Regions from separate parts of the Homo sapiens genome. Here region 1 is linked to region 2. Evidence: chromatin contacts called from ENCODE Hi-C or POLR2A ChIA-PET data. All regions are on one chromosome and are shown on one strand. Each heading gives the region's core, a stretch centred on a gene start or an enhancer-like site at or near the end of the contact. The rest is flanking DNA. Distances are from core to core; before and after follow the strand shown. Region 1 has its middle 150 kb from the start of LINC01624. Region 2 has its middle 180 kb from the start of LINC01624.

Evidence for each region. A loop is a pair of places that touch in the nucleus more often than their neighbours do. ChIA-PET counts read pairs that join two places held with the same protein, here RNA polymerase II (POLR2A). Pooled maps may share reads with other maps.
Region 1: a loop to region 2 is called in a map with no recorded cell type, with 7 times the contacts of the local background. The contact joins two enhancer-like sites. A Hi-C loop is called at or near these places in 3 of 37 single-sample maps with no recorded cell type and 3 of 50 pooled maps. POLR2A ChIA-PET finds 5 or more read pairs at or near these places in 3 of 52 experiments (A549, K562 and activated naive CD8-positive, alpha-beta T cell).

The regions. Positions count from the first base shown.
Region 1 is chr6:170,123,590-170,126,432 of GRCh38, forward strand. No RefSeq gene overlaps it. Among named protein-coding and RNA genes, the nearest start is that of LINC01624, 150 kb to the right of the region's middle. RefSeq lists an enhancer at 1,814-2,843. Within about 2 kb of position 1,467, at least 5 of the 41 ENCODE cell types and tissues checked have a DNase peak (open chromatin) inside an H3K27ac peak, as active enhancers do.
Region 2 is chr6:170,087,166-170,090,267 of GRCh38, forward strand. No RefSeq gene overlaps it. Among named protein-coding and RNA genes, the nearest start is that of LINC01624, 180 kb to the right of the region's middle. RefSeq lists an enhancer at 1,468-1,567. Within about 2 kb of position 1,471, at least 11 of the 41 ENCODE cell types and tissues checked have a DNase peak (open chromatin) inside an H3K27ac peak, as active enhancers do.

The DNA.
Region 1 (2,843 bases), core at 217-2,716, 36 kb after region 2:
AAAAAAATTAGCCAGGCATGGTGGCACGCGCCTGTAGTCCCAGCTACTTGGGAGGCCAAGGCAGAAGAATTGCTTGAACCTGGGAGGTAGAGGCTGCAGTGAGCCGAGATCGCACCACGGCACTCCAGCCTGGGTGACAGAGCAAGACTCTGTCTCAAAAAAAAAGAAGACTCCATCTCAAGAAAAAAAGAAAATATATATACATATGTATGTATATATTTCTCCATTTGCCTCATTCACTCTTTCTTCTCTCCTATTTGATTTCCATGACACAAATATTAGCCCTTCCGTAATGCCCCATAGGTTTGCAAGCCCTCCTGGGATCTCATCTCTGAAGTCAGAGAGGAAGGTAAACTCTTCAGAGAGCCCTGTGGGTTACTCCTGCTGCTGGCACCACAGCAGCCTTCATGGACAGCTGGGGCTGCGGCACAGGGAACAGAAAAAGTGGAAACAATAAAAATGAGACCCCCGCTCTGTGTGAGTGTTAGGGGTCCCCTTTTCTGCTCTGTGAGCCAGGACTAGGGCTTCTCATGGGGTTCTCTCCATCTATCCTGTGTCCCTATTGAGTTTGAGGCTATGTCCAGTTAAAGCCAGGAGTACTGAAGGGGAAAAAGGTAAACTCACTACCTACTGGAGAGATTTGGGCTCTGGTCTCCTCCAATCTCCCTGCAATGACTTGCTTTTCAGAGCCCCTCAGCAGCTGCTCCGTGCCTCTGTACAGGTCAGTAGCCGCATCCCCTGTGAGGGTGGAATGGTGCAATGACTGCATCTCATCAGAGCCAAACCCAGATGCAGCTTTGAAAATTGAATTTTGGTGGTGGAATTAAATTATTTTCTCATTGACTTGCATTGAAACTGCCTTTATTTTAGTTCTGGTTGGCCAATAAATTGTAAGGGTCCAAAGCTTTTAGATTTGGTCTCCCTGCCTCTCAGGCTCCTGGTGAAGTGGTAAACAGGCATCTCATGTTGGGAGAACAAGTGCTAAATGATAACAAATGATGCATATTTTTGCAAAGCAAAACTCCTTTTACTGTGAATAATCATGATCAGGTCTGTTTTATACATTTAGATATTTAAATAGGTCTGAGATAAATAAACTTCCTTTAGAATATAAAATCTTTCTGTCTGAGATAAACTCAATTTCATATAAATTGTTTAGTTTGCTCATGAATATCCTATTGGATAAGGGATTATCCCAGTAGTCTATAACAAAGGTCAGCAAACTATACTGTGTGGGCCAAACGCAGCTGGCAGCTTGTTTTTATAAGTAAAACATTATTGGAACAAACATTCTTCTATTATCTGTTTCTGCTTTCAGCTACAACAGCAGTTGAAGAGTCACGGCAGAGCCTGGAATACTTCCTGTCTGGCCCTTCACAGGTAAAAATTTGCCAACTTCTGATCTATGGAATGTAAAAAAGGTAAACAAAATTCTCCTGCCCAGCAGGCATGTAACTACCTGACAGCCAGGCTCCACCTCCCCACCCACGCCCACGTCACCCATTCCCGGTCAACCTCGGCCTTCTTTCCTGCTGAGCACAGCCCCTCAGAACCCTTCTCAACACAGCACTGCAGGAAGCTCTGACCAAGTTATCTAAAATTAACATGATCAAAACTGTTTGTCCTGCCTACTCTAGGCTATGGTTGGAAGAAGAAATTTAAGTGACAAAAAGAAAAATCTAAAGTGATTTTGTTACCTAAAGGCAGCAGCAGATTGGTGTTTCAGAGGCCCTGAAACGTGTATAGCTCAGAAGTCTCTTCGTGAGAGAACAATTCCAAATTATGAATGTAAAATTACTACAGCCTGAGAAAAGACCTGTGCAAATAAGAAATGAGGAGGTTGAAACTGCCTTGGTTTCCTGGTAAATCTGCCTTGCAGAGGCTTTGAACTCTTCACAGGCCTGGCCCCACCCCAGAGCTGCTGAATGTGCCTCGGAGGTGGGGTATCCAGGCTTACGAGTTGCTGCAGGCATTTCTCAGTTGGTCCAAATGCACATCTGGGATCACAGCCTCTGATCTGAAGCAGAGGGGAGCAACGCGGCCTGGCTGGCTGTGGGACATGGCACCAGATGCCATTTCAATGAAAGCTTCACAATAACATGAGCAAGGGTCGGTGAGTGCTGGAATCAGCTTCTCCAGCTGCTGTGCTCCAACTGGCCAGGGACCTACAGAGAAGACGCTCAGGGCCAGCATCGTAGCCCTCGTGGAGGCACAGCTGAGGTTCTCCGCAGTCAAGGCTTCTTGGAGCCAGGAGTCTGTAGAGCCCTGGGGGCCTGGAAGCCCCTCCATCTGGGAAAGTGGAGGCAAAAGTACCTGGCCCTGCTCCTCCTCGTCCAGCTGGGAGAAGAGCGAGGACCCCACAGTCACCACAAGGAGAGCCCAGGGCTCAGGAGAGCATCTGAACACACGACAGGGCTCGAGGGAGCATCTGAATGCACGACAGGGCTCAGGAGAGCATCTGAACGCACGACAGGGCTCGGGAGAGCATCTGAACGCACGACAGGGCTCGGCGGAGCATCTGAACGCACGACAGGGCTCGGGGGAGCATCTGAACACACAAAGGCCTGCCTGCTGAGGGATCGGCAGTGGTCCCAGGTCTGCCTCCTGCCCACCTTCTGACCCCAAGTGAGTTCATTTACGGCCCTGAGCCTTAGTTTCCCCAGACTTAAATTGGGAATGGTGAAAATACTTACCTGCTAGGTTTGTTCCGAGGGTGAGGAGAAATCGTGCATGGGACACCCTCTGAGAGCCTGGCATCGCCACTCCAGTGCAAATGAAGAAAGATCAGAAAAATGACTCTCGGATGCTTGTTCTCAAAGATTCCCCAGAATTTTTACAATCTT
Region 2 (3,102 bases), core at 221-2,720:
GCGGCCCCAGGCTGGGGAACAGCACCGGCCAAGCTCGGGGAAGGGCGTGGACAAGGCCGGCCCGTGGAACGGAAGGGAGCATCGCACTGTTAAAAGGTCATGAAACGTCCGGGAGCCTCAGCAGGGGAGGCCGAGTGTGGAGGTTTAGAGGAAAGGAATGAGGCTGAGGCTGCCAAGGAAAAGCATGGTGTGGGGGGACCCGGAGGCCCCGCGGTGGGAGGAGCGTGGTGTGGGGGGGGACCGGGAGGCCGTGGGGTGGGAGGAGCGTGGTGTGGGGGGACCCGGAGGCCGTGGGGTGGGAGGAGCGTGGTGTGGGGGGACCCGGAGGCCGTGGGGTGGGAGGAGCGTGGTGTGGGGGTACCCGGAGGCCGTGGGGTGGGAGGAGCGTGGTGTGGGGGGACCCGGAGACCCTGCGGTGGGAGGAGCGTGGTGTGGGGGGACCCGGAGACCCTGCAGTGGGAGGAGCGTGGTGTGGGGGGGGACCGGGAGGCCGTGGGGTGGGAGGAGCGTGGTGTGGGGGGGACCCGGAGGCCCTGCGGTGGGAGGAGCGTGGTGTGGGGGGGACCCGGAGGCCGTGGGGTGGGAGGAGCGTGGTGTGGGGGGAGGAGCGTGGTGTGGGGGGACCCGGAGGCCCCGCGGTGGGAGGAGCATGGTGTGGGGGGGGACCGGGAGGCCGTGGGGTGGGAGGAGCGTGGTGTGGGGGGGACCCGGAGGCCGTGGGGTGGGAGGAGCGTGGTGTGGGGGGGACCCGGAGGCCGTGGGGTGGGAGGAGCGTGGTGTGGGTGGGGACCGGGAGACCCTGCGGTGGGAGGAGCGTGGTGTGGCGGGAACGGGAGGCCGTGGGGTGGGCGGCAGCACAGGTTGTGGCTGAGCTCGGGGCCGGGGCAGCGGCGCTTGCCCTTGGGAGGGAGAAAACAGGCAAAGGACAGGATGTGGTGAGCGTCGGCCCGCGAAACCCCGCGGCCACAGCCTGAGGAAGTCTGTAGACAACAGGCTCGGCACGAAGGAGAAAGAGCTGACGTGGCTGTGAGGTGCCGCTGGTGGGAGCAGAGCTGGGAAGGGAGCCTGGGTGTGACTGTGGGGCTGGGAGTGAGCGGGGAGAGGGACAGGAGACGGGAAGGGGCTGCTGGAGCGCAGGAGGACGGCCAGAGGTGCGCGGGCCCCCACCGCAGCCCCAGCTCCCAGATGGTGCACGGACCAACCACTCAACAATCAGCCTGTGAGTTTTCGGAAGAACAGAGTCTTGGGCCACGGAGCCAACAGGTTCCTCCTGCAGGTGGCCATTTACGCTACACTCACCCCAAGGCCCCAGCCAGGAGCGTGGCCTCAGTGCAAGAAGCCACGGGGCCTAACACGAGCCACACCGAGAGGTTTCTGGGCCTGCAGGTAACCCTGCTGTACCCCCCTAGCCTCTGGCATAAGTGTTTGTGAGGGGCCTTCGGGGGCTGGTCCCCGTGCAGGCTGACCGCGGTGGAGTTTGCTCAGTGTGTGATGAGGCACATGTGTGTACGTAACTGAGCCCACGTGTGAGGGCGAGGACCATCCGTGCCGGGGCCTCCTGTTGAGCAGCCACGAGACATCACCTCACCCGGCACATGGGCGGCCGCTTCCTCTTGGGCCTGGAATCCTGACAGCCAAGGCTTTGGGGCCGTGCCTCGCCCTCTTTCACAGGCATCTGGCCCTGGACTGTCCCCGCCGGGCGGCAGTGTAGGCTCCCCGGGGAGGGGCAAAGGTCCCACTTGGTGCAGGCAGCTCTGCACGTCTGATGAGACACCAGCTGGGCTGGGTGCGGTGGCTCACGCCTGTAATCCTAGCACTTTGGGAGGCCGAGGCGGGCGGATTGCTTGAGCTCAAAGTTAGAGACCAGCCTGGGCAACATGGTGAAACCCTGTCTCTAAAAAAAGTTAGCCAGGCGTGGTGGTTGGTGCTATAGTCCCAGCTACTCAGGAGGCTGAGGCAGGAGAATTGCTTGAACCTGGGAGTTGGAAGTTGCAATGAGCCGAGATGGAGCCACTGCACTCCAGCCTGGGGGGACAGAGCGAGACTCTATCACCAAAAAAAAAAAAAAAAAAAAAAAAAAAAAAAAAAAAAAACTGCGATCTGAGGCTTCCTCCTGCTGCTGGCTTCCCCTGGGGACTCACTGAGCCAGGGTCTCCATGCATCACGGCATCGGTGGCAAAATCTCACCAGCACTCAGGCAAAGCAAAGCTCACCTCCTCCCTCCTGAGCTGGCTGCACACGCCTCTGCTTCCATTTCCTGTAGGTTTTATTCAGCAGGAGTATTTCTAAACTGCAACATACAAAGTATCTAAAAACAGATTTTTATTCTTCTCCACCTTCTTTTTTTTTTAAACAAAGCTAACTTACATCTTCCCTTAATGATAATTGGTTTGAATGTCATTTTCAGAGAGTGACTTTTAAAAAGTACTTGTCATTTTAAATGAGTCTCTGCATAATTGCACTGGATTCTCTTGAGAACGTGGCTTTGACTCAGCCTTGGTTGCCCACGGCCAGGAGCCCATGGGCCTGGCTCTTTCCGAGACAGAGCTGATTTCCGGAACGCTCTTATCGGCCTTCTGCGGTCTGGGCCTGAGCTTTGTGGTCTGGCGGGGCCTTGGCCAGGCCGTCCCCACTTCCTACCACGCTCCCGCCTTCGCCCCTGGCTCTAGTCTTTCCTTTGACCTAATTTTAATGTCACTGCATGGCCACCTGTGCTCCAGATTCACACACAGCCACTCCCCTGCTTTTTATTCCCTTAGATTTTGCCCGAACCCAATCTTACTGTTAAAACACACATACAGACACACAACAGACAAAAGCTCACATCCCTTGTGACACCACCCAGTGCTCCCCTGACACTGTGACCGGTGCGTTTGTGCCTTCCTGCGTGTGGCCTGCATGTCTTCGTCTGCCATGCCCACGCTGTGATGTGCCCAAGTGCTCCCCACAGCTGCAGCCTTGCTCCCCCACGTCCTGCGGGTGGGCACTCCCTCTGCTCCCAGGGGATCTCTGGCATGACCTCTGTCATGACGTCTGCCATGGTCTCTGACATGGCCTCCACTGTGGTCTCTGACGTGGCCTCTGCCGTGGTCTCTGCCTTGC